Regions from separate parts of the Mus musculus genome. Here regions 1, 2, 4 and 5 are each linked to region 3. Evidence: chromatin loops called from intact Hi-C (ENCODE). Cell type or tissue: gastrocnemius. All regions are shown on one strand. Region 1 has its middle 43 kb from the start of Kl. Region 2 holds the start of Stard13 (StAR-related lipid transfer (START) domain containing 13). Region 3 holds the start of 1700028E10Rik (RIKEN cDNA 1700028E10 gene). Region 4 holds the start of Gm36447 (a long non-coding RNA gene). Region 5 has its middle 14 kb from the start of Gm24242.

The links. Hi-C counts contacts between places; a loop is a spot of excess contacts. Peaks named below come from ENCODE experiments on the same cell type or tissue, not always from the same donor. Only the 100,000 strongest peaks of a DNase experiment are listed, where the experiment ranks them.
Region 1: it touches region 3 in a loop (2.1-fold over the local background); 2 of 42 quality-filtered maps call a loop at or near these places.
Region 2: a loop joins it to region 3, with 2.0 times the contacts of the local background. A loop is called at or near these places in 7 of 42 quality-filtered maps.
Region 4: it touches region 3 in a loop (2.2-fold over the local background); 2 of 42 quality-filtered maps call a loop at or near these places.
Region 5: a loop joins it to region 3, with 4 times the contacts of the local background. A loop is called at or near these places in 5 of 42 quality-filtered maps.

The regions. Positions count from the first base shown.
Region 1 is chr5:150,907,214-150,912,213 of GRCm38, forward strand. No RefSeq gene overlaps it. Among named protein-coding and RNA genes, the nearest start is that of Kl, 43 kb to the right of the region's middle. In gastrocnemius, a CTCF peak has its summit at 2,324 (motif pointing left); no DNase peak of the experiment used is centred here; H3K27ac peaks cover 505 bases.
Region 2 is chr5:151,188,036-151,193,035 of GRCm38, forward strand. Stard13 (StAR-related lipid transfer (START) domain containing 13) reads right to left here and starts at 2,158. Exons shown (of 14, transcript NM_146258.2): 1 at 1,891-2,158. The coding sequence starts at 2,059. In gastrocnemius, no CTCF peak of the experiment used is centred here; DNase peaks (open chromatin) are centred at 1,967 and 2,257; H3K4me3 peaks cover 3,148 bases; H3K27ac peaks cover 3,347 bases.
Region 3 is chr5:151,366,018-151,371,017 of GRCm38, forward strand. 1700028E10Rik (RIKEN cDNA 1700028E10 gene) reads left to right here and starts at 2,658. Exons shown (of 4, transcript NR_045700.1): 1 at 2,658-2,839. It also overlaps a transcript of Stard13 not described here. In gastrocnemius, a CTCF peak has its summit at 2,765 (motif pointing left); DNase peaks (open chromatin) are centred at 1,702, 2,080, 2,668 and 3,496; H3K4me3 peaks cover 2,567 bases; H3K27ac peaks cover 2,928 bases.
Region 4 is chr5:150,812,652-150,817,651 of GRCm38, forward strand. Gm36447 (a long non-coding RNA gene) reads left to right here and starts at 2,310. Exons shown (of 4, transcript XR_377280.3): 1 at 2,310-5,000. In gastrocnemius, no CTCF peak of the experiment used is centred here; a DNase peak (open chromatin) is centred at 2,610.
Region 5 is chr5:151,683,961-151,688,960 of GRCm38, forward strand. No RefSeq gene overlaps it. Among named protein-coding and RNA genes, the nearest start is that of Gm24242, 14 kb to the right of the region's middle. In gastrocnemius, CTCF peaks have their summits at 2,843 (motif pointing left) and 3,072 (motif pointing left); DNase peaks (open chromatin) are centred at 2,842 and 3,067; H3K4me3 peaks cover 550 bases.

The sequences.
Region 1 (5,000 bases), 460 kb before region 3:
ATCTGTGGTTGGGCATCCTGCAGGGACCAATCTGGAAAACACTGAGGAACAGAGGAGACTCTGCTCATCGGAACATCCCTGCAGCAGACTCAGGAGAACATGCAGCTGTCTGATTTTCAGACAGCTGTGCAGAAACTAGAGACCCAGGTGAGCCCCAAGTATGCTATGACCTTCAGTGAAAGTTGAACTCACAAGCCCTGGGATGCCTGGTCTATGTGTAAGAAACCTCCACATGCAGGCCCTGGCTGTGGTGCAAACATCTATTCTTGCAGAACCTGGGTTTCAATGAGATTAAATCTCAACCCTTCTCTACGTGGCTTTCCAGTACCCACGTAGAGAATGAGTGGGAAGCCAAGTGACCTAAAGATCAGGAAGGGGGCACAATGAAGAACTGAGAGGATCCTGTCAAGATTCAATGAGAGAGGTGAGAGCTCGCCCTGTATTTCTAGAACAATCTCTTAAAAAGCTATTGTGCTTATGAGATTTGAATGCTCTAGTACCTGGGTACCTCTCCACCTCTTACACATGTGCATGCATGTACGCCCTCTACAAACACACATACACATACATATACACACACACACAAACACAACATACAACATAGACATACATACACATATACACACATACATACACACTTATACAGACTCATACACGAACACACATGAATAAACACATATACATACACACAATATATACATACACACACACACACACACACACACACACACACACATATATATATATATATATACACACATGCGCACATACACACAATACATACATATGCAGACATACACACACACATATGGACACACATACACACAATATGCACACACATGCACATGCACATATATATACATACACACACATACATACATACACACTTAACACATACACACACACATACACTATGGGTTTGTTTACTTACTAATTCTCAGATCAGCTAGATTAATGACTCTTAAATTTATTTATATATATACACATACATATATACATACACACACACACACACACACACATATGGTCATATTAAGATGTAAATACTTGGGTAGGAACCCAGATTCCGTTTTTCTAACAGACTTCTAGGCAACCATATTCTGAGTATTAAGGCTGCAGAGGATCTTTGAATAGAGTTAGAATCCCAGCACTCAGGAGGCAGAGGCAGGCAGATTTCTGAGTTCAAGGCCAGCCTGGTCTACAAAGTGAGTTCCAGGACAGACAGCCAGGGCTATACAGGGAAACCCTGTCTCGAAGAACCAAAAAAAAAAAAAAAAAGAAAAAAGAAAAAAAGAAATTGGAATATAAGGTCCATGAATCCCTCCTTATTTGCAGATGGTATATATGATCAGAATGATGTTTAAATTTATCCCACCAGGCTTATTGATTTGCATTATTGGACATCTTTCTTTGTTCTCTGGAAAGTTCCCTATTGATGCCAGCTATTCTTTTTTTCTCCCTAGTAGAAATCAGGCTTGAAGTAAGCCTTGACACCATGGTCCAGAAACTCCCAGAGTCCTCCCCACAGCTTTCTGAGGCCACTCTACTGATTTTTATTTTCCCAGTGAGGTAGTTGATGGGAGTGGTCATACACACTGAGTCTGAGCACAGACAAAGGGAAGCAAACAATGATTAATAGCAAAGTCTGATGTCTGCTCCAGGGACTTTATTACATTTGATCTAAGAGCCTCATTAATGGTCTAGAAAAGGTAGCTGCTAACAGAACTCTAATTAAATTCCTAGTGGATATTAAATTGGAAGCAATTGTGAAATTCAGGGAAGACAGACAGAAAGGCAACCTAAGGCTCTGTGAGGAGTAAAAAATCAAATGGAATTGAACAGTAACAGGTGAAGAGAGGTGAAGATAAATGCTAAGGGTTTCAGAGGCTGCTGCTGCTGCTGCTGCTGCTGTGTGTGTGTGTGTGTGTGTGTGTGTGTGTGTGTGTGTGTGTGTGGTGCATGCTGGGTATGTTAGAAATGGTCACATGTTATTTTCAGTGTCATGACAAAGTAGGCGTCTTTGTGAATCTCTGAAGATAGATTGAGGCAGAGGTGGCTTGTGTCAGGTATGTCCTTAGCAGATGGTATTGGTTGTTTTTCGGCTGCTGTGATAAAAATCCCACAACCAGGGAGATTTGCAGAAGCAAAGAGTTTGTTGGACTCATGGTTCCAGAGGATGAGTCCATTGTGGCATGAGCTGTGGTAGCAAGTGTGCTGGCAGGAGCAGGAAGCACTTCAATCATAAGCACAAAGCAGAGAGAGTCGCCTGGAAGTCCTTCAGCAGCATACTTCCTCTAAAAAGGCAACAGACCTCCTCAAATATCGCCACCTACTGGAGGCCATGTGTTTAAACATCTGAGCCTGTGGGGAAGATTCTCAATCAAATCCCTGAATATGTTGCCTAGAAAGCTTACAGGTTTCCTTTGATCTACCTTCTTTTGACATTTCTTTGCATCTAGAAATACAAAGAAGTGATAAAAAATAATACATTAAAAATGTTTCTGAGCTAGGCGTGGTGGCGTGCGCCTTTAATCCCAGTACTCGGGAGACAGGGGCAGGCGGATTTCTGAGTTTGAGTCTACCCTGGTCTACAGAGTGAGTTCCAGGACAGCCAGGGCTATACAGAGAAACCCTGTCTTGAAAAACCAAAAAAAAAAAAAAAAAAAAAAAAAAAAGTTTCTGGTGTTTAGAGAAATTGTGCCTCTCTCTCTTTCTTTCTCTCTCTCTCTCTCTCTCTCTCTCTCTCTCTCTCTGTATGTGTATGTGTCTTAACCTAGGGATAAGCTATATCAAGATATCACTTCCCTAATGATAGATTCATGACCACCACAGATTTGAGGATGTATACAGACTCCTCCAGAAAGGATTTGGCCTGTTAGAAAGCTCTGCTCGTTGGGTAGGAGTCTCATCATCTTGCTTGCTAGCTGTCCCCAGGTTTTAGAAGAGTACTCAGTGTTCAGTCAATGTTCTAGAAAGCATTACTACCTACATTTCAATTAGCCTGGATTCTTTTAATATTAGCTTTAACTTTGAATTTAGAAAGCATTTGGGTAGTGTTTTATAACATGCAGAAATGTTTTTAGTTTAAATATTACAATATTTTAGGTATTAAAAAAGGACAATTTAAAAGGCCCTTTAGTGACTCTTGAGGTTCCCTTCTTTTTTTTTTTTTTTTTTTTTTTTTTTTTTTTGAGGAGATGAAGAGTCCCCAAGGACATGCAGCTTACTATTTATTACAGTGACCATCCTATAGAACATTTCAATATGCTCATGCCTCCTGAATAACTGAAATTTTGTACTCTGTACTGCATACATTCCTCCCTCTACTGCTGGCAACACCCCAGCACTCGCTGCTTCTCTGAGCTTACCATGTTCAGAGCCCTGTATAATAAGACCAGACGGTACTTATTCTTCTCCACCTGGGTTTTCTATTCACTCTAACATCCCTCATGCTAGTCCACATTTTTTACAAAGGGCAAAACTGTGTTCTCTCTTTTTATTTTTATCTTATGTGAATGGGTGTTTTTCTGAATGTGTGGGCACCACATGGTGCAGCCTACAAAGGCCCGAAGAGGTGTCAGATCCCCTGGATCTGGAGTTACAGATGGTTATAATTTACCATGTGGGTGCTGGGAATTGAACCTTTATCTCTGCAAAAGCCAGTGCTCTTAGCCACTGAGCCATCTCTCTAGTTGTACAATTGCCTTCTTTTAAAGAGACTGTTCCATGGTGTCTGCATTTTCTCTTCTCTTCTCTTCTCTTCTCTTCTCTTCTCTTCTCTTCTCTTCTCTTTTCTTTTTTTTTTGGTTTTTTGAGACAGGGTTTCTCCGTGTAGCCCTGGCTGTCCTGGAACTCACTCTGTAGACCAGGCTGGCCTCGAACTCAGAAATCTGCCTGCTCCCAAGTGCTGGGATTAAAGGCGTACACCACCACCACCCGGCTGTGTCTGCATTCTGCATTTCTTAACTCATCTGTTGATGGACTGTTATCCTGGCTGTTGAGAACAAAGCTTCAATAAATATGGGAGTGAAACTGCCCTTTGATGTACTGAGTTATTTTCCTTTGGGACTGGGAATTGCTGGATCACATGGAAATTTGTTCTTCATATTCTTGGTGACTGCACTGGTTTCCATAATGACAGGACTAATATTAAGTCATGGTTTGAAGACAGCAGTCATCTTAGAGGTGTGTGGCCCTAGCACCCTTCCCTTCCTCATGTGTAGCCCTAGGAAAGCAAACAAATAGTACAGGCTTCCCTATATTAGAAAGACCACAGCTGGGCTGGAGAGATGGCTCAGTGGTTAAGAGCATTAACTGCTCTTCCAAAGGTCCTAAGTTCAAATCCCAGCAACCACATGGTGGCTCACAACCATCTGTAATGAGATCTGATGCCCTCTTCTGGTGTGTCTGAAGACAGCTACAGTGTATTTACATATAATAAATAAATCTTAAAAAAAAAAAAAGAAAAAAAAAAGACCATGGTTGTGTACTCTCTCACCTCCACAAGCCATGAGGATCAAAGGAGACAAACTGGGAAGACATGCTGGCAACTCAGTCACTCTGTGAATGTTTGCTGTTCTCTCAGATTGGACCTTACTCTGTATCTATCAAATTTGATATCTCCAGCAAGCCTAGTGAGTGTGGTTTGTCACTTAAGAACAGACTTAATTGGGGGGGGGGCTAAATCTGGGAGTGTTAGTACTAAACATGTCTCTATGTGACTGTCTCACCAGGTCCAGGAATAATTACAAGTTTAGGGGTTGAGATTTACTTGCATAGAGAGGGTAGGGATAGGGTGGGAAGGGTAAGAGGTTAGAAGGAAGGCAAAGGGTCACATGATGTCAAGTGCTGGAGAACACTGGGCAGTGTTCAGTGTGGATGGAGAGGAAGAAGTCAGGGGAATCACAGCACCCCATTCACAGCTGAGCATCAGCTGGGTCCCGTGTCTGTGCTTGAGAGAGAGTCAGTAGTCAGTAGTCCTGGTGATAGGAGATGAGCTG
Region 2 (5,000 bases), 180 kb before region 3:
GCACAAGTTTCAGGATTTGTGTTCAAATGCCAGTCCTCCTATAGGGATCTGCCTCTGTTTTCTCATCTTTACAATGGATCTAAAGCGGCACCTAACTATAAGCACTTTTTCTGAGAGAAAAATAAATTAGCATTCATAATTCTCACAGCCTGATATGTTGCAAATTTTAGCATCCTGGGCTGTGAGACCACACCAACCTATCAATATAGTATATCCAATAAAATCACTTTGTACCTGCTCACTAAACATTGTGCGATATTCACCCATCATGAGTTCTGGATCACTAGAGGTAGGATTCTTTCCTGTTTCCTACCTGTAGCTTTTAATGTTTAGGAATTCATTGGCTCCAATCATTCCATTACCCCATTAAAAACAAAACAAACAACCAAAAAAAACAAAAACAAAAACAAACAAACAAACAAAAAAAAAAACCAAGGAACCTCCTCACATTTTCTAAGTATGAAAAAAATAAAACACAGAAATACGGTGTCCATATATAAGAATGACCCACTTTCACCAAGAATGGTAATTCACCCAAAACAACCATTATCCCAAAGGAACATGTCAATGACTAACAATACATATAAAGAAGATTGGAAACTTCCAGTGTCCATAGGATTATATACCTAATGCCCAATACACTCCCATTGTAAGTAGTTTCTCAATAGAAGATGGAGCTGGTTCTTATTCTCAACTGAATGTATTTTTAAATCGAGCCACAGGGAATACTTTTGTTTCCATTCAAGTGAGACTTGCACACAGAGTTCATGGAGTGACTTAATATCCTTCCTGCAATCATACTGGTATGCCGCGCCAGTATCCTTCACACATAGCCAGTTCCTGAACCTTCGCAAACAAATGCCCATTTCCAAGGAAACAATCTCATTAAATGTCGCTGCTAGAATGTGTATTGTTCCTTTTGGAGACATTACAGTGAGATCTTTTAAGATTACAGACTTTAACTTCCCCTCTAAAATTCAATATAATCTCAAATTCATTTATCTAACTGGGAACGGTATTTTCATAATAGCTCTTGAAAATTCCTGGTAGGGCCAATGTAATAGTTTAGTTAGGTTTGTAGTTAAGAGCTAGGTGACTATTTACTGACTGTGGATGGATGTGTCTGTCTCTTAAATGGGTATCTTCAAATTTGTACCACACAGGGCATGTCATAAGCTTTAAGCCTTAAAAAAAAAATCCATGAGTTTTATTAATGTTTGAGGTACAAGAGTTTTTAATGTTTTCCCTTGAGAATAGAAAAGGATCACTTAGCAGCCTGTAATCAGTACTGTCAACCTGCCTTAGGAAACCAGTGCTCCTAAGTGTGTGTAGTCATAGGCTCTGTTTTGAGGTGAAGAGTCACATTTATCCTTTAGCAAGAAAACGGTGTCAACAAATCAGTGGTGACTATGCACACAAGCACACTGACAGGAAGAGACTGTAATTCAAGTTGTCAGTCCAATGGCCTTAAGCTTAGATTCTTACTGTTTTCCTTCAATGAAGATGTACTATAAACGCTGGGCCATTAGTCGCCAGCTCTCTCACTAATTAAACAAACAAGTGTCCACTTTTAAATATGACCACAGTATGAGTTTACCTGCAGAAAAGCTCCCCAAGACACACACTGAGTAAACCTTTCTCATTTGCTCTGTTGACACACAGAGGATTAGGAATTCATGATTCACGTTCTACTGGGGATATTTTCGTTAGTTATGAGGCGCTCGGTGCTGTGACAGACTGCTTAGAACCGAAGTCTAAAGTTATCTGAAAGAGTTCCACGCAGCGTGGCATAAGAATCCGTGCGGTGTACAGCGCAAACAATAACTTTGTAAGCAGCACAAGACAGAGCCAACAGAAATAAGCGGCACCTTGGCAGTGCCCGCAACTCACCTTGCTGGATTTTAGTCACTAGGTGATGGCGTGCTAGGATCCGGCTCATCCTGTAGGGAGAGCGTCTGGCAGTCTGATCAAATCGCAAGTACATCTCCTGGCTCTCAGGTGTCAAGGGGTTTAGATAGTAGCAGCCTGCAGCCGGCGTCCTGGGCACCTGGCTGAACATCTCGGGAGAGTTTCCACTGCCACCTCAGCTGCCGGTGGCTCTTCGCAGCTGTCTCCAGCCTCAGTCAATGGAGCCCCAGGAGAGAGCCACAGACCCAGCGATTTTTAAAAAAGAAAAAGGAGTGCCAAAAGCCACAAGTCAGAATTCCAACCCTTCGGGGCTCTCATGTGACCTCGTGAGCCAATCATAGGACAAGGAGAAAGTATTGGGCGTGTCCCGGCCGAACGCGACCGCGAGGCTGTACCAGCAGCTGAGGAGTTCCTTCAAGCTGCGCTTAAAGCTGATAGAGAATTGGAAGCGCCTGGGGCTGACTAAGCCCCCCAACCCCAGAGCTGAAAGAGGAGAGGGACACAGAAGACAGGAGAGGTCGAACAAGCCCTGGCATAGGAACCTTTTGAGGTCATGAAAGTTAGAGAAAGAGTTTTTGGCTTTCCTAAAGCCAGCAGCAACTAGGTTTAATTTGAAAAAAAAAAAAAAAAAAGAAAGAAAAAAAGAAAAAAGAAAAGAAAAGAAAGAAAAAGATAGCTGTGCTACCTGCAGCTGTGTATTTGAAACACACCATTTCAAGTTAAGTATGGGCCGCTGGGTATAAAATACTAGCCTCATTACAACGGAATTAATTAGATAAAACGTTTCCAAAGAAAAACAAACTTTTGGATCATATTTTGACACTAAAGGTCAATAAAGACCCTGTGGACCAACATGGGATGGGGACATCAAAGGCTTTTACAGAAAAGACCCAAAGAGACAACCTGAACTCCCTGCCACGCTCCTTTAATTTGTCTACTTCCCCCAGTTTTTAAACACCACTAAACAACTGCAAAGCGCTAGTCATATTGAAGCCGCTGCCAGGAATCACTACACAGGATGCAGGTGGCCTTGCAAAGACCCAGTATAAGCTGCTGATCCATGGGAATATAGTGGAAACTTCTAGTAAGTGCTTATAAAGGCTTATAGTAAGTAGTCAGATGTGAAACGGTCTCAATTTAAGAAGAAAACAAGAGAGAAGTCTACCACAGGGCTAGCGGAACATTATTTCTGAGAGAAATAACCAGAGAGACTGGTTTTAAAAAACAGAACCAAAATACCCAAACCAAACAACAACAGAAACAAGAGTCTGGGAGTCCTGACAGGAGAAGCTGGGGAGAGCTCTTTCTGCAGGAGAGTTCTGTGTCCACATGCATACAGGGGAGAGCCAGAGTGTGCCGGGAAAGAAACTGCTAGTCAGTTTAACCATAGCTGAGGAACCATATGAGAGCAGTCAGAATTTCTCCTCTCCAGTTTTTTCCTCTTTAGAAGTGTTTGATGCAAACAACAACAACAACAACCACCACAAAAGGTAGAAGAAACTTTACTGAATTCTAAGCCTGGAGCTGAATGAATAGAGTTCACACACACACACACACACACACACACACACACACACACACAGAGGTTGGTCTTACTTTTGACTGACTTAAAATGAAACGACCTAGCTTATAACTAGACACTTTCAGCAGAAAGTTTAATTGGGAGGCAGAGAGAGGGTTCAGTGGCTAAGAACGCTGGCTACACTCCCACAGTACTTGGTTGGGTTCCCAGCACCCAAACAGCAGTTCATAAGTGCCTATGGTTCTAGTTCCAGGGACCAGACAACCTTCTCTGGTGTCTGTGGGTGGTACACACACATGCATTCAGGCACATAGGCATACACATAAAACAAAGAAATTCTTAAAAAAGTTTAACACGACTCCAGTTAAGATCTTGCTTCTCATTGCTTCACTCTGCTCATCAACAATTAGTGCCTTTCCCTGTGGAAATCTTTGCTGGCCTGATTTTTATAATTTTCTCTCGTCGTCACAGTGAACGAGCCTCATTTGATGACTATAAAAAAAGAGGCAAGATAGTTTTCAGGCATAAAGAGAGACAATGTTACAGGATCGGATCATGGGCTTTGTGTTCTTATTGGGATCTGAAGAGTTTGTTCTCCCATAGATTTGTAGAAGGTACGAGGCATGTATGTAAGGCTTGATAGGTCAAAAGCCTCTGACTGAACAGTGGAAAGGTTAAACTTTGTAACACAGTATCAGATGCCATTAGCCAAGCTGACAGAACCAGCATTGGCTACATTGGCACTGAGACCCTACTTTGGGCATGTAGGAAAAAGCTTGACAGCTCAACACCGATTGGGGGTGGTGGTGGTGGTGATTAAGTCAGATGTGAGAAGTTATCATCTTCTCACTATGGGGGAATGGAAGATGGGTGGAGGAAGAAAAGGAAAACGAGAAACTGTGTTTCAAGACCCTAAGTAAGGCAGGAAATAGTGTGTAGTCACTTTATAGCTATGAGTAACCCTTAAAGGCTGGACATCACAGCTGCCAAGATTGTAATTCATTGCTCTCTTGGCTACATTTTTAAAATAAATGGAATGATTCTCAGAAGCTCTATAGTAACTGGAAAAAAAAATGCGACAATATTGCCCCTTGTCTCCTTGTTTGTAGAATGAGGAATGTGTTTTGAAAAAGCCTAGAATATCTTACTCTGAAAGCATCAAGATTGTAACTATGTATTATTTAACATTAACAGGAAAACACAAAGTTGCATAGACAGGCAATAAAGAACAAAAATGGAATTGGGGGAGGGGTTAAATCCTTGACTAATATAATCTAGAACAAAACCTGGCCTCTCAAAAGTCAGCTTTGTTTGTTTGTTTGCTTTGTTTTGTTTTTAAAAAAAAGAGCATCCAAGGATAAGAGCGGAGTCTCCTCCATGCCATATGCAACACCCTAAGGTCTTATGTTAGAGCCCAGGCAGTATCTGCCACCAATCAACTTCCTGCCATGTGTTTTTGCCGTCTTATATTTCTAGAGCAGCTTATTTAAGGTAGATGGGTGATACCATTGAGAATTGGTTTTACGGTAAGATATTGCCATTGCTGTGAAACTTTTGTGCACGAGTTGCT
Region 3 (5,000 bases):
AACTGCACATTACACAGCTCTAGTTTGTCAATAATGTAATTGCCCATGAAGATGCTATCTTGGAGCTTCTTCCTATTATGTTTTGCTGTGGGTTAAACAATCAAATTTCATTTTGTTCTATGATAGTAGACTTTACTTTAGGTTTCAAAAAATTATTTCAGCATGAAATAAATATTAGCAAGAGGACAAACACTACCAAGTCGAATACATGAATAATATGGATGACAAAGTTATGGAGGATATGCTTGGGATAGTTTTTGATAAAATGGACAAGTTAATTTAGGGCAAGTCACTTCCCCAATGCTTTTCATCCTAGCCCTTTAGGGTCATGTTTAGCATTTAACAGAGCCATGCATTGTCAAGGTTTATTGAATTAAAGTGTGAAGTGCAGAAAGCTGGAAATTATATGGGTTCTAGGAGACCACTGACATGAGGTCAAGTCAATCTCTCTTCAGATCTATCAGGGGTAGTCTCCACGTAATGAAGATTTTGAAAATCGAGTATAGCTTCCCTCGGGCATACGGTCTCAACCTTTTCCTATTTCTGACCTATTCTGAGTGACCTACAATGCTGCCCATATTTTCTACTTGGCCCTTACATAAATGTAACATGGCACCATTCAAATGAAAATAGTGAGACAGGGTAAGCAGATTCTCCTTGGGTGCCAGAGTAGCATGTTATTGTAGAGTTAAGCAGGAGTCTGACTCGCAGGAAAAAAAGGACAGGAGGATGAGAATGAGTATGATGATGATGATGATGGTAAGGAGGAGGAGGAGGAGGAAGATACAGGCATAGAAAATGAAGGCAGAGTTACCAGGTTCTCATTTGCCTACAGCAGATCATCCACTTTTCTCCACTCATGATGCCACACCTGTGCAATTTCTACCTTAACGTTTCTACTCCATTAGCTCACTTTAAAGAGCATTTAAAAAAAAATAGCATCATGCAGACACACCAAGGCTGATATGTGTATAAACTCACAGAGACTGTGACAACACACACATTACCTACAGAGTCAAAGCAGAAAAGAGTGCTCATCTTAAAGGGAATAAAAGATAGTCTATTTAGGATCCATTTTTAGTGACCATGGCCCAGGAACACAAATTTTATGCTCCTACATGGAAGCAGTTTTAGTTTTACAGAACAGAGAAAATAATGAATCGAGACATGTAAAACACATCTGTGGGAATACCATAAAGGCAATTCAGGAAGATGGGGCAGGTTTTCTTACAGGTCTCATCTGATGACTTTCTTGTTTTTTAGGTTGGTAGAAGCTAGTATCAGCCAACAGATTTCATTCTTTTTAAAAATCTCTCATGGGATTTTAGTTCTGACACAAAGCTGACTAAGGAATGGCAGTTGGAGTACATAGGAGACTAAAACTAGACTAAGATAAGGTAGTTAAACTCTGGACCTGCAACATTCCAATTTTGCTACAGCACTAAAATTCTAATCAGTCTCTGCCACACCCGGCCCCCCACCCCCAGGAGTTTTCATTCACAACAGGTTCAAGCAAGGGGGAAAAAAAAAAAAACAGTACAAACTAGGGGTTAGAGATTACAAAGTTCCATTCCTAACCAAAAGGCATGTACAACTGATAACTGATAATACTGGGAAAGGTAAAATCAATTTTCCCCTATGGAGTATCAACCACACTTCTGGGAAGGCCCCATGCCCAGAAGTAACTGGCCAACACAAAATTGTGTGTTTGTGAGTGTGTGTGCGAGCGTGCATGTTTTGTTACTTTTTTATGTTTGACTTTATTTAAATCTTTGACAGCAAGGACCTCTGAAATTCCTAAAAGCATCTACCAAAAGCTGAAGACATTCCTGGGAAACTCGGGAGCTTTGGGAAACTGTCTTTCAGCCGAAAGTGTTATGTATATTTAAAGGTGGACACTAATACTTTCTGCAATACAAGTTCATAGTCCTCACGATACAACTAAAATAAAAACAAAGCCCATGTACCAGGGTAAAGTACTGTCCAGCTACTTAAAAATGGGTTTGGATCAGACACAGCCAACGTGGGAAAGGGGCGGAGTTTTCCCCTGGCAGCGTTCAAACCCTCAACAAACGGTTCTGTGCAAAGCCACACCGCAGAATGCAGAGTGCCAATATCCTGACAAAAATAAAGGGTAAAGCTCAAATTAAGCGCTTTAAAAGTCCGTAATATAAGCCTTTCCAAATCCTTAGATGCCATTAGCTGTCACGGGTAGCCTCGAGTGGGTAACGATGCAAGGACTGACACTGGCTGGGAATCAATGGCGAGAAAGCAGCTCGAGACTACCTTGTACATCGCTAACGTTCCAGAGATTTCCAGAAACTGAATTTACAGCCAGAAACCAACTCCTGTGAGAGGGAAGCAACAAAACAGACAAAAACCTGCTAAGACACCAGTTTAATGTCCGCCCGGCGAGGCCTGCAAGCGATCAAAGATGGAGAAATCAGCACATGCCTCCCGCAACAACGCCCTCCTAGTACGCAAGCGCTCGCGCGCCCGCGCGGAGGCCCCGCCCCTCGCGTGCACGCCCAGACCAGGCGCGCGCAGCGGAAGTTACCGCCTCCAAGGCCCCTCCTGGCTCTTCCGCCACGAGGCCCCGCGTTCGCAGTCCGGTTCCGGTTGTAGCTCCGCCCCCGCGCGGGAACACGCTAGAAGGCTGGATATCCGGGCCAGGAGGCTCGCGGAGCCCTCACTTCCGGTGGTGTCTCAGCCCAGCTCCCTTGAGGCGCAGGTTCTGGCTCTCGGTGCGGTAGCGCCATCTGGCGCCGAGTGTTCCCCGGACTGCGGAGGGGCGCGCTTCCTCCCTTCAGAACATTCCAGAGACACCGCGGCGGCCGGGGTAGGCTTTATGCGCTCCGCCAGAAGGGCGGGACCCAAGACTCCTCCTCCACCGAGTTCCCGCGCGGGAAGGGTTTTGCGGTTACCCTGAGCGGAAATGGTTGGAGTCTGGAGCGGGAACGGACCTCACGCGGGAGGAAACCGGCCTTTTCCCGTCTTTTCAAGTCCTGGCGACACAGTTCCTGCCCCACTGGCTCTCCTTTTTTGTTTCCTCCTTTCTGGGCACTGTGCTTCGGTTCTTCACTCGGCGTGGACCGAGGTCCTCCATGTCCCGCTTTGCAGAGAGGAGGCTTTACTTTGTAGCCTTTCGTTAGCCTGTGTTGGAGAAAAGCTTTTGCTCCATTACGTCTGTTAAGCTGGGGTGTTGCGAAAACGAGCAGTATCGGGGATTAAACATTAGAAGAATGATAATAGGTTTTTAAAACAAGACAGTCTCACCAGGTTCATCTCAGAACTGTGAAATTAACGCTGTGGCTGTTATGCCGTATTTCCTTTAGATAAGGGAAAACGAGTTTCCACCAGAGCTAGAAAGTGAACATAACTTTCCTCTTAAAAGAATTCATGTTTAAAAAAGTCCAGATGTAATACACTTGGAGCACTGTTAGCTATTGTGAGTTATTGTGTATCAAGATGCACAGTGCGAGCCAGTGAGATGTCCCTTAGAAGTCAGAGATCTGCGGTCACTTGTCTCTGGACCTTTCTCCCCCACTACAGCAGTATTTTCCCTACCTGTGCATGCATTTGAGTTCAGAAGGCTTTTAAGAGGCCAGTTCACTAGAGTTTAGAACTGGGAGAGGTGATATGGAAGGAGAGCTAGGTGACTAAGGCCCACAGTTGGAATAGTTTAAAGAGTTCAGGAGAGCTCTTCGCTGTTATTGCTGTTTTGACACATTAACCCGACAGATTAGTAGCCTTTCTAGCAGGTGCCAAGGGAGCAAACTAAGCGCTAAAACCATAAAGTTTGTACAGTCACACATTCGGGAAGCAAGTTCATATAATATACTCTGTTGTAGAGGGTGCTGTAACACCAGGTATACAAAATTTCTCAATTATGTCATCTCTGTTCTTCAGAGTTTCTTGAAAATAGTAACTCAAAAAATCACTTCAACAGACATTTAAATTTTTACACCCAGGAAGGTAACATTTTAAAAATCCCTTTCCTTTTGTAACTTCTTTATAGTTTCTTCTTTTCACTAAGTCATTGCCCTTTACCCCTACTGTGTCATTTAAAATGTACAGAATGCTTTAATGCTTTCTGTTTGTGTGTGTGCGCGTGTATGTGCGCGCGCGTAAATAAGTTTTTGTATTCTGAGTTTGACAATGGCATTTGACCCTAACCATCAGTAAAATGCATTGCTCTCTGTAACCATTCCCTTTGTCCCCAATAGAAATACAGATATTCCTAGATAGGCTTGTCGTGTTCATAGCTATGTTGCTCCTAAAAGTGATTTTCTAGTACTAAAAAGGTTAGATTGTTTACTGAAGTGTGAGTGAGTACTATAAAGACTGTATTACCTTTAATTACAAGTTAGTGTATCTAACTGTGAAGATAAGTGAAATAGTATTTTTATAATGACTCAGACTTCCATTACAAGGCACTAGAGAGATGGCTTGGCTAAGTCTGGTCTCCAATGGCACCAGGCATGCACATGGCATACAGACATATATGCAGTCAAAAAACGCATATACATAAACTAATGATAAAACAAAATTGGCTGTTCTAACTCCATTGTTTTTACTAACAAAATAGAGGAAAATTCAGATTCAGAGATCCCTCCTTCCCTCTCTCTCTCTTCTTTCCTCACTAACCTGAATGAGTCGCCATTTAAAGGGTCAGAGGGAGGTAGCAGGGGAGAGCGTGGGGCTTAACCTATTTTCAAATAACTATTCATACTAATGAAACAAAGCACACATCCTTTTCATTTTAAACCAGTCTTGTAAAAATGGAGCACATACATGTTCATTAACATTACTTGCTGTATTTTGAGTCCTTTATTATAGTTGTTAGTGAATATTTATTTACTATGGCTATTAACATCACCATTTATTCAGGGTAATTTTGTCAGTAGGCATTATATGAAATGATACTGAAATTTACTTTCAATATTGTTTGGTGATATTTGACACAGAAATTAGGACTTCTTCATCAGGCTTTCTTTGAA
Region 4 (5,000 bases), 550 kb before region 3:
CTCTTGGTTATGTGAGGAGCAGATGAGTGATCATTATATTCTAGACTTAGTCTTAAAGTGATGAGAGAAGGTTTGATTGCATTTGCTTTTCTTCAGAGCCATGTTCTTGCTCCACTATATCAGATACTAATTAACAAGCATTAGTTGACTAAGTCTCTCACAGTGACTGTATGAGTCTCATGTTATGTCACAAACCTGTGTTGAGAGAATGGCTAAAATATTGGCTTATTTTGGATAGGCTACTACCAGTTTTCCTACATGGTTTCCTATGATGTTACAACTGTTAACTATGAGAAACATTTTTTCAAGTAAAGAAACCAGTACTTGAGTTGCTGAGCCCAGTGGCCACACAGTAGATACAATCTGAGGTCATAATCTTGACCAGTCCTTCAGACTTGGGTTAGATTAATACAACTTCCTTGAACCAGGCTGCTTGTGTAAGATGCCAGACTTCTTAGGAGGTGGAAGATCAGAGTTAACGCTGCTTTAGCTATATTCATTCTGTTTTCAGCTCGCCCTTCCCCATGGATGCACATACACAGCCTCTATAAAAACCATGGGAATACCACCAGCACCCAGTGGTGCATGGTGCATTGGTTCCTTTTTTTGTTGTTGTTACTTTAACAATATCTAACAAAAGCAATGTAGACAGAAAGAGTTTATTTTGGATGTAAACATCTACCTACATTGGAGTGAGGAAGTCAGGGAAGCAAGCATCTGAGACTCCTTCCCACTTCAGAGATACCATAGTGGGACAGGAAGCAGTCTGGGCAATTGATTTTCAAGGCCCTTTGGCTCCCAGAGAGCCAGACCCTCTAACTAGACCTCACCTCCTGAAGGTCACTGCTTCCCAAAACCACACAAACAGCTGGGGGCCAGTTAGTCAAACATGAGACTCTGGCCAAACCACAACATACTACCTATGCCTGCTGAGGTTTATGGTCCTCTCCTAATACAAAAAGTGTACAATCTAACTTCCGAAGTCCCCATAGTCTTACAGTTCCAATCTTGATCAAAAATTCAAAGTCTCTTCTGAGAATCAGGGCAGTCTCTTGACTGAGTCCTTCCTTAGGAAATGAAAATCCAAGTTAGCATGCATGCAACATATGAGGGGGGCAGAATAAGGCAGCATTCCAAAAAGGAGACGTGGGACAGCAAGAAAAAGACCAAAATAAGACCAAGATACACCAGATGAAATACCAAACTACAATTCCTCATCCCCACATCAGGTGGGAGCATTGTGCTCTTACAGGCTGTGGTAGCTCCCCACTCTCGCCTGTAGCTCACTTGGCCTCTCTTGGGTCATCTCCACTTGAGGCCCGTTGTTCTCCTCTGAATGCTTCTGTTGTTGGGGTCTCCACTGTAGCTGAGACTTCTCTAGACCCCTTGGCTTCCTTGCCAAAATCAGATCCTTCCACATGATGCCTGCCCTCAGTGGCTTCATAAGACCTTGGCCCAGGCTTCCACAACCTCTTCACTCATTCTTAACCTACACACTGCCATACAACAAGTTCTGCTCCTTCAAATGCAGCCGAGTTCCTCTCTGTGCGCCTGCCTAGCTAAGCATAGGCAGTTTTCCAATGGGGAAGGCTGGCGCCTTTGATGGATGGGGCCTTTACCAAGTGCACAGTGGGCCGTTTTTTCTTTAATGGCATTAGTTACAGCTCCATTGTTAAGTGTCTGCCTCATCTACAACCTTAGCAGTGGCCGTAAACCTTTCCCTTGCAAATTACAGTTTTTATATCTTTGTGTTCTCCCTGTAGTTCATAAGAATAATGATCAGTAACCACACCATAGGCCGGCTGTTACTCTCTTAGAATTTCTTCTGCCAAACAGCTCAGTCTATGGTTTTTTAACTCCGCATCAGTCAGAATTACAGGGCAGAAGCAGAATGCAGCCAGATACTTTGCTGCAATGAATATGTAATGTTCTCTAGCTCAGTTCCTGTAGAGCACTGGTTCTCAGCCTTCCTAATGCTGGCACCCTTTAATGCCCTCATGTGTGGTGATCCCAGCCATGAAATTATTTTTGTTGCTACTTCATAACTAGTTTTTGCTACTGTTACGAGAATCATAATGTAAATATCTGACATGCAGGACATCTGATATTCGACTCCCATGAAAGGGCCGTTCCGCCCTCCTGAGGTGGACCCTCTGCTCTGCTGTTTAGTTGTCGTGCTAATTCTTTAAAGCTTCACTGAAACGACCTATTTGCATGTTTGGGTTTCTCTAGCCTACAGCTCTTCAACATTTCTCCTGAGGACCATTTCTTTTTTTGGTGGGGGGGGGGGGGGGAGGGGTCAAGAGAGGGTTTCTCTGTGTAGCCCTGGCTGTCCTGGAACTCACTTTGTAGACCAGGCTGGCCTTGAACTCAGAAATCCGCCTGCTCAGGACCATTTCTAAGAGGCTAAGAACTACATTGTCAGGTTTACGAAGCAGTGGCCCTATTTCTTGACACCAGTCATCTGTATTGGTAGCATCTCATTTCTGTGACAGGATATCTGATGAAAGCAATGTAAGGACGAAAGGGGTTTGGTTTGGTGTTCTGGCTCGCAGTTCAAGAGGATCCAAGGCCATCACAGCAGGGGATGTGGCTCCCTGACAGTAGAGCATTCAGCTAGGACCCCATGTTTGGGCAGTAGAGGAAGCAGAGCTTTACTATAAACCTCTCTTCCACCCTCACCCTGAGTCCTGTTTTCTAGGTAGGCCCCTTCTCCCAAAGATTCCAGAACAGTGCCACCAGCCACAGACCATGCAAGGAGACACGTGCATGATGAGGACTTTTGACATCTTACACATGGCATCTGAACATTAGGGGCTCTGTTCTTTGGGGAATGGAGACCAGTTTGGCTGAAGCAAGTTTGTGCAGTAGAATAATTTACTTGGAAAAGTGGTTTGGCAGAACATTGTGGAGGTGGGGGTGGGGAGTTTGAAACTAAAGCTGGCAGAAGGAATGGTGGCAGCTTCTAAAAGCAGAAGAACAGCATGGAGCTGAAGAACGTTATAGAGAGGTTTTGTTGTGATGGAACAAAACTGCAGTGCAATTAGATAGCTATCATATTCAAAGCAGCTTACCTGCTTCAACACTTGTCCTCGGAAGCTCTTTACAAATAGAAATTGCTAGGACCGAGTTCCCCAGTATTCAGATGGCAAATGCTGTGTGTCTTGGGGAGCCAGTTAAACTTTAAATAACTTAGAGGCAACTCAGAGGGAAATAGGAAAATAATGCCAGAGATGAAAATTTTGATGTTTTTATTGATACCTGTGGGGTTTTTTTTTAAGCTAAGCCATACCCAGTACCCACCCCCTTTCTCGTTGTTGTTTAATTTTTTTGATTGTTTTTCAAGAAACTCTGTGTAATTCAGAGATCTGCCTGCATCTGCCTTCCGAGTGTCGGGATTAAACAGCGTGTGTCCTGGGCCATGCCTGACCTACTTTTCCTTCGTACTCTGTAAAAGTGGTTTCTGCCAGCAGACCAGTGTGCCTTGTCCTTCGTAGAAACTACTTGGCACTGCTTGGGAAGGCCATGATTATTGTCGCTCTTCTGAGGATGTTAACTATTGCAGCTGTGTATCAGCTCTGTGTTCCCCCATGCCTCTTGTGCTGGTCCTATACAGGAGCATGAGGAGAGTCCTTGAAGGAATTATATGTGTCCAAATTGCTTTAGAAAAAGCCTAGCACAGCCAGGCAGTGGTAGCGCACGCCGTTAATCCCAGCACTTGGGAGGCAGAGACAGGTGGATTTCTGAGTTCAAGGCCAGCCTGGTCTACAGAGTGAGTTCCACGACAGCCAGGGCTACACAGAGAAACCCTGTTTATAAATAAATAAATAAATAAATAAATAAATAAATAAATAAATGCCTAGCACTGTTTGTGTTTTGCTAATTCTGTGGTGCAGATACTTGTTTGTTCATTCATTTATCATTAAAATGGAACAGCATTGTTCAGGGTTGTCACTTCTTTAAAAATTATTTTTCTGTGATACATTTATTTCCTGTTTGTGACTTTCCCCAAGTCTTTTATTTTTTTTAAATCACTGAGGTTTTTTTGAGGATGTGTTTTGAATTTAGTCAGTCATACCTTGTGTCTTACTTTTCTGTGAAGAGATACCATGACTGACTAAGGCATCTTACAGAAGAACAAGTTTCAGGGGGTGAGTCCATGGTCATTGTGTCAGGAAGCGTGGCAGCAAGCAGGCAGGGATGGTGCTGGAAGCAGAAGCTGAGAGAGCTTACATCTAGTCCACGAGGAGAGACCTGAGAGGGATGTAGGCTCATGAACCTCAAGGCCTGTTGCCAGTGACGTCATACCACCAACAAGGCCACCCCTCCCTCCTAGTCCTTCTCAGGCAGTTGTACCAACTGGGACCAAACATTGAAACCTATGAGCCTATGGGGGCCTGCTAATCCAGACCACCATGCCTTGTGGTTCTCCATTTCCTCTTTTATTTAAAGGACAGTATGGTTTGAGTTTATATAGATGCTGTGTTAGCGTATCGTCTTCCTGAGAGTCTTTACATACTAAGTTTTCTTCTGGCATAGAACTTTTTTTTCCCTTCTGTTACATGCTATAGAAATGTTACTTTTTAATTTGCTTGAGATGTTGGAGATCAAACACAGTCTGCATGCTAAATTAAGTGAGTGGTCTACCACTGAACCACATTCCCAATCAACCACCCCTATTTTTTACTCTATCTTGAGAAAAACAAACAAACAAACAAGTACTACATTGTCTAGATTGGCCCTGAATTAACTGTTTTCTCAGCAGTCTTGAGTTTGAGATCTCCCTGCTTTAGTCACCCTCTGGTCTCTCAGTGTGACTCGGCAACACCCAGCCCAGCTTAGAGTCCTGTCGCTGTGAACTCCTCTAATGTGCCTGCCTCTTTCATTTGGCTTCTGTGTTTCATGTTTATTATAAGATATTGAAAATATTTTCCTATTTTCTTCTAATACTTCAGTTCTTTACGTTACTTAATCCCCGGACTATCTGCACATTGCATGCC
Region 5 (5,000 bases), 320 kb after region 3:
AAATGGGCAAAGGATGTGAAGATATTTGTGTCCCATGTAAATGCTCACCAAAAGGTGACTTCAGCCGAGGAGGAGTTCAATAATCAAGTGGATAAGATGACCCGTTCTGTGGACAATCAGCCTCTCTCCCCAGCCATCCCTGTCATTGCTCAATGGGCACATGAACAAAGTGGCCATGGTGGTCGAGATGGAGGTTATGCTTGGGCTCAGCAACATGGGCTTCCACTCACCAAAGCTGACCTGGCTACAGCTGCTGCTGATTGCCAGATTTGCCAACAGCAGAAACCAACACTGAGCCCCAGATATGGCACCATTCCTCGGGGTGACCAGCCAGCAACCTGGTGGCAGGTTGACTACATTGGACCACTTCCTTCGTGGAAAGGACAGCGTTTTGTTCTTACTGGAGTAGATACTTATTCTGGTTATGGATTTGCCTTTCCTGCACGTAATGCCTCTGCTAAAACCACCATTCACGGACTGACAGAATGCCTTATCTATCGTCATGGTATTCCACACAGTATTGCTTCTGACCAAGGAACTCATTTCACAGCCAGAGAAGTACGACAGTGGGCTCACGATCATGGAATTCACTGGTCTTACCACATTCCCCATCATCCTGAAGCAGCTGGGCTGATAGAAAGATGGAATGGCCTTTTGAAGACGCAGTTACAGCGCCAATTAGGTGGTAACAGCTTGGAAGGCTGGGGCAGAGTTCTTCAGAAGGCAGTATATGCTTTGAATCAGCGCTCGATATATGGTACAGTTTCACCCATAGCCAGGATTCATGGGTCCAGGAATCAAGGGGTGGAAAACGGAATAGTTCCACTTACTATCACTCCTAGTGACCCTCTAGGAAAATTTTTGCTTCCTGTCCCCATAACTCTAGGTTCTGCTGGCTTAGAAGTTTTGGCTCCAGAGAGGGGAGTGCTCCTACCAGGAGCTACAACAAACATTTCATTGAACTGGAAGCTCAGACTTCCCCCTGGTCATTTTGGGCTTCTAATGCCCTTAAACCAACAGGCTAAAAAAGGAATAACAGTGTTAGGAGGGGTGATAGATCCAGATTACCATGGGGAAATTGGATTACCTCTTCACAATGGTGGTAAGCAAGATTATGTCTGGAGTGCAGGAGATCCCTTAGGGCGTCTCTTAGTACTACCATGTCCTGTGATTAAAGTCAATGGGAAACTACAACAGCCTAATCCAAGCAGGATGACAAAGGACGCAGACCCATCAGGAATGAAGGTATGGGTCAATCCTCCAGGAAAAGAGCCAAGACCTGCTGAGGTGCTGGCTGAAGGTGAAGGAAATACAGAATGGGTAGTAGAGGAAGGTAGTTATAAATACCAATTAAGGCCACGTAACCAGTTGCAGAAACGAGGATTATAAAGTAATATGAATGCCCATTGTAAATTTACTAATACGTTTGCGATTGTACGAGGGATAGTTATATCATGTTAGGCGTATTTACAACCTTGTTATTGTTTCATGTGAACATGAGATATTATTTGTGTCAAGTTGACAAGGGGTGGATTGTAGTGGCTATTCCTGGTTGTCAACTTGACAATATTTGGAATGAACTACAATCCGGAATTGGAAGGCTCACCAGTGACCCTTATCTGGAGGCTTGGAGATCCTTATCTGGATCTTGGTTTGAAGATCTTGAGCCATAGTGGCTATGGATTCCAGAAGATTGAATCTCCGAGTTAAGGAACACACCTTTAATCTGGGCTATGCCTTTCATCTGGGATTAAAGGTGTGGTGGAACACACCTTTAATCTGGGCTACACCTTTTGCTGGAGACAATATAAGGACATTGGAAGAAGGGAGTCTAGCTCTTGCTCTTGCTCCTTCGCCTGCTTGCTGCGTGAGACTGAGTAACTGCTAGATCCTTGGACTTCCATTCACAGCTGCGACTGAACCATTGTTGGGAATTGGGCTGCCGACTGTAAGTCATCAATAAATTCCTTTACTATTTAGAAATTATCCATAAGTTCTGTGACTCTAGAGAACCCTGACTAATACACATACACTAGGAAGATTTTGCTGAAAGGACCCAGATATGGCTGTCTCCTGTGAAACTATGCTGGAGCCTGGCAAACACAGAAGTGGATGCTCACAGTCAGCTATTGGATGGATCACAGGGCCCCCAATGGAGGAGCTAGAGAAAGTACCCAAGGAGCTGAAGGGATCTGCAATCCTACAGGTGGAACAACAATATGAACTAACCAATACCCCCCCTCCCCTGGAACTCGTGTCTCTAGCTGCATATGAATCTATATATATGGAGGTAAGAGCGTTAGGTTTCAGAAAAAGACCAACTTGCTGTGGTCTGACAGGAGTCTTGGCATTAATAGCCTTGTGTGACCGTGAACAAGTTATACAAGTTTTTGTGGCCTCATTTTTCCCTTCTTCAAAATGAGGACTATACTGTAACTTAACTATAGAGCAAAACAGGAGTGAGAGGATGGCCCACGTGGTAAATGTATACCTGGGTTCGTAGTTTATGTAGTAATTTACGTATTTTAAACCTCTGTTCTTGCCTAACTCATCATGTTGATACGAGCATAGAAAGATAAAATTCCACGTTGCTTTGCACATAAGAAGCCCTTGATAAATATTTCGTACTCTTTGGTTTCTCTGAGTCACAGCCCTGGCAGTCCTGGAATCCAGCTGGCCTCGAACTCACAGATCTCCGCCTGTCTCTACCTCCCAAGCGGCAGAATTAAAGGAGTGTTCCAGCAAGTTCCTCTCACTGCCTTCTTATTTTTTTACCTTTACTTTCATAGAGCTGCACTTCAAGCACGTGGGAATGTCTGTCAGAAACACTGCCATCTAGTGGTTCATTCGACCTCCTCAGTTTCCTGTTTCAGTCCGTGGCGCCTGAAGGAAAAAAATGTATAAAGCCAACAGGTTTTCCTCCAAACCTTTGCTCCCCACACCCCCCACAACCCCCACCCCCACCCACCCACCCACCCCCGCCTCAAAAAAAGAAAGTGGTATGCCCTATCTTGGAGTTTTCAGTGCTGTGCCCCTTGGAGGAGGAACTTTGAAATGGTGGGTCACTGCTGCCCTCTACTGCCCACCGCAGGCTCAGGAACTGCTTGCAAAGGCCAAGGAGCTGCTCCAGAAACATCAGCTGTGTTTTGTGCAGGGCTTAGTGTGTTTGTATTCGTGTGTAGGCACACATGTGCACACTTAGGGCTGATAATCCATTTACTTTTCTCTTGACTGTGTTGACTTTCAACCATAGGCAATGTTTCCTTAAGCAAAATCAACCTACGTAGTAAAAGATTAACAGAACAGCGACATGAAAGAAAATAGTTAAAGCCGTTCTCGCATTGAGATGGCAGCTGGATCCGGTGTGTCACAGGCAGCTGGGAGGAAAGATTGCCTTAGCTTTCAGCAGTGTGTTGGGTGCTTCTGAGAGAAGCTTCTTGCTTCTATGAAATTTATTTGTTCCTGGACCAGAACAGAAATGGCCACAAACAAATGGAAGAGGTTGGATGTTAATGAAAGAGAAGACAGAATTATATATATGTTACATATATTATATATAAATATATATGTTTATATATATATATACATATATATACCATCATATATTTGACTGCTACCTGTCATGGTCCCATACTCTTGCTTCTTTTTTCAGGTAAGAACATTTGGGTAAAGAATTTCTTAGACTGAGTCTGGAGAGATGGCTCCACAGTAAGAGGACTAAAGTTCCTTTCCTAACATCCACATTTGGGTGGCTTACTACCTGTAACTTTAGTTACAGGGGATCTTATGCCACCTTCTAACCTCTATGGGTATCTTCTAGCCTTTACGGGTAACACACACACACACACACACACACACACGAATAAAAAAATGATAAAATCAAAAACAAAGGCTGGAGAGATGTCTCCATGATCAAGAGTACTGGCTGCTCTTCTGCATGACCTGGGTTTGATTCCCCGAGTATCTGCATGTTAGCTCAGAATCATCTATAACTCCATTCCCAGGGGATCTGAAACCCTGCTCTGGCCTCTGCTTGCAACATTCTTGCATGTAATGCAGAGGCATACATGCAGTCAAAACACCTCTAACCATCAAATATAATGTAAGCAAATAACAAACAAAAAATTAATAATTTCTCAGGCCATAAGTATTGAGGAAATTTCCTAATTTCACCATGAAGTCTTCAGAGTCCTTTACCTAAAATAACCAAGTCACACACATAGAATTCCGTAGTTGCGATAAGGAAGAAGGCAAAGGGCTGGCGAGATATCTCAGTGGGTAAAGGTACTTGCTCCCAACACTGATGACCTTAGTTCAATTCCCAACATGATAAAAGGAAAGATTAACTCCTGTTTGCAAGTTGTCCTCTGGATTCACACACACACACACACACACACACACACACACACAAAACACTATTTTGATAGATGAATTAAAATATTAAAATGTAAAAAGGAGTTGAGCTCATACTTGCATGGACCTCTGTTCTACTTCATTCTTAACCTTTCAGTAAGGGCCCTGGATCTGCACACAGTATCATCTTCACTTCTTCATAAGGCCGCAGTAGGACTTGATGAAGGCAGACCAGGGCTATCTAACAGAACCCAATCCTTGTTCTCCTATTGTGTTAAACCACATTTACTACATTGATGATTTGATTAATTTCTCCTTTCCCTTTGTAGTGATATTTTTTCTAACAATACTTCTTTTTCTTCTTTTTTTATGTCAGATTTATATTGATAAATTCTCACCCCACAAAACACACCCACACAATTAACTCAGAGCCAACTGATATTGATATAAATTAACCACCTAGATAAGACAAATTGTCCTGTAATTATCCATCTCTTCTAAGATATTTATAGCTACCTGTGGCTATTTATTTACTTATTTATCTATTTATTTTTACTAGATATTTTCTTTATTTACATTTCAAATGCTATCCACTTTCCTAGTTTCCTCTTCAAAATCCCCTATCCCCTCCCCCTTCACCCTACTCC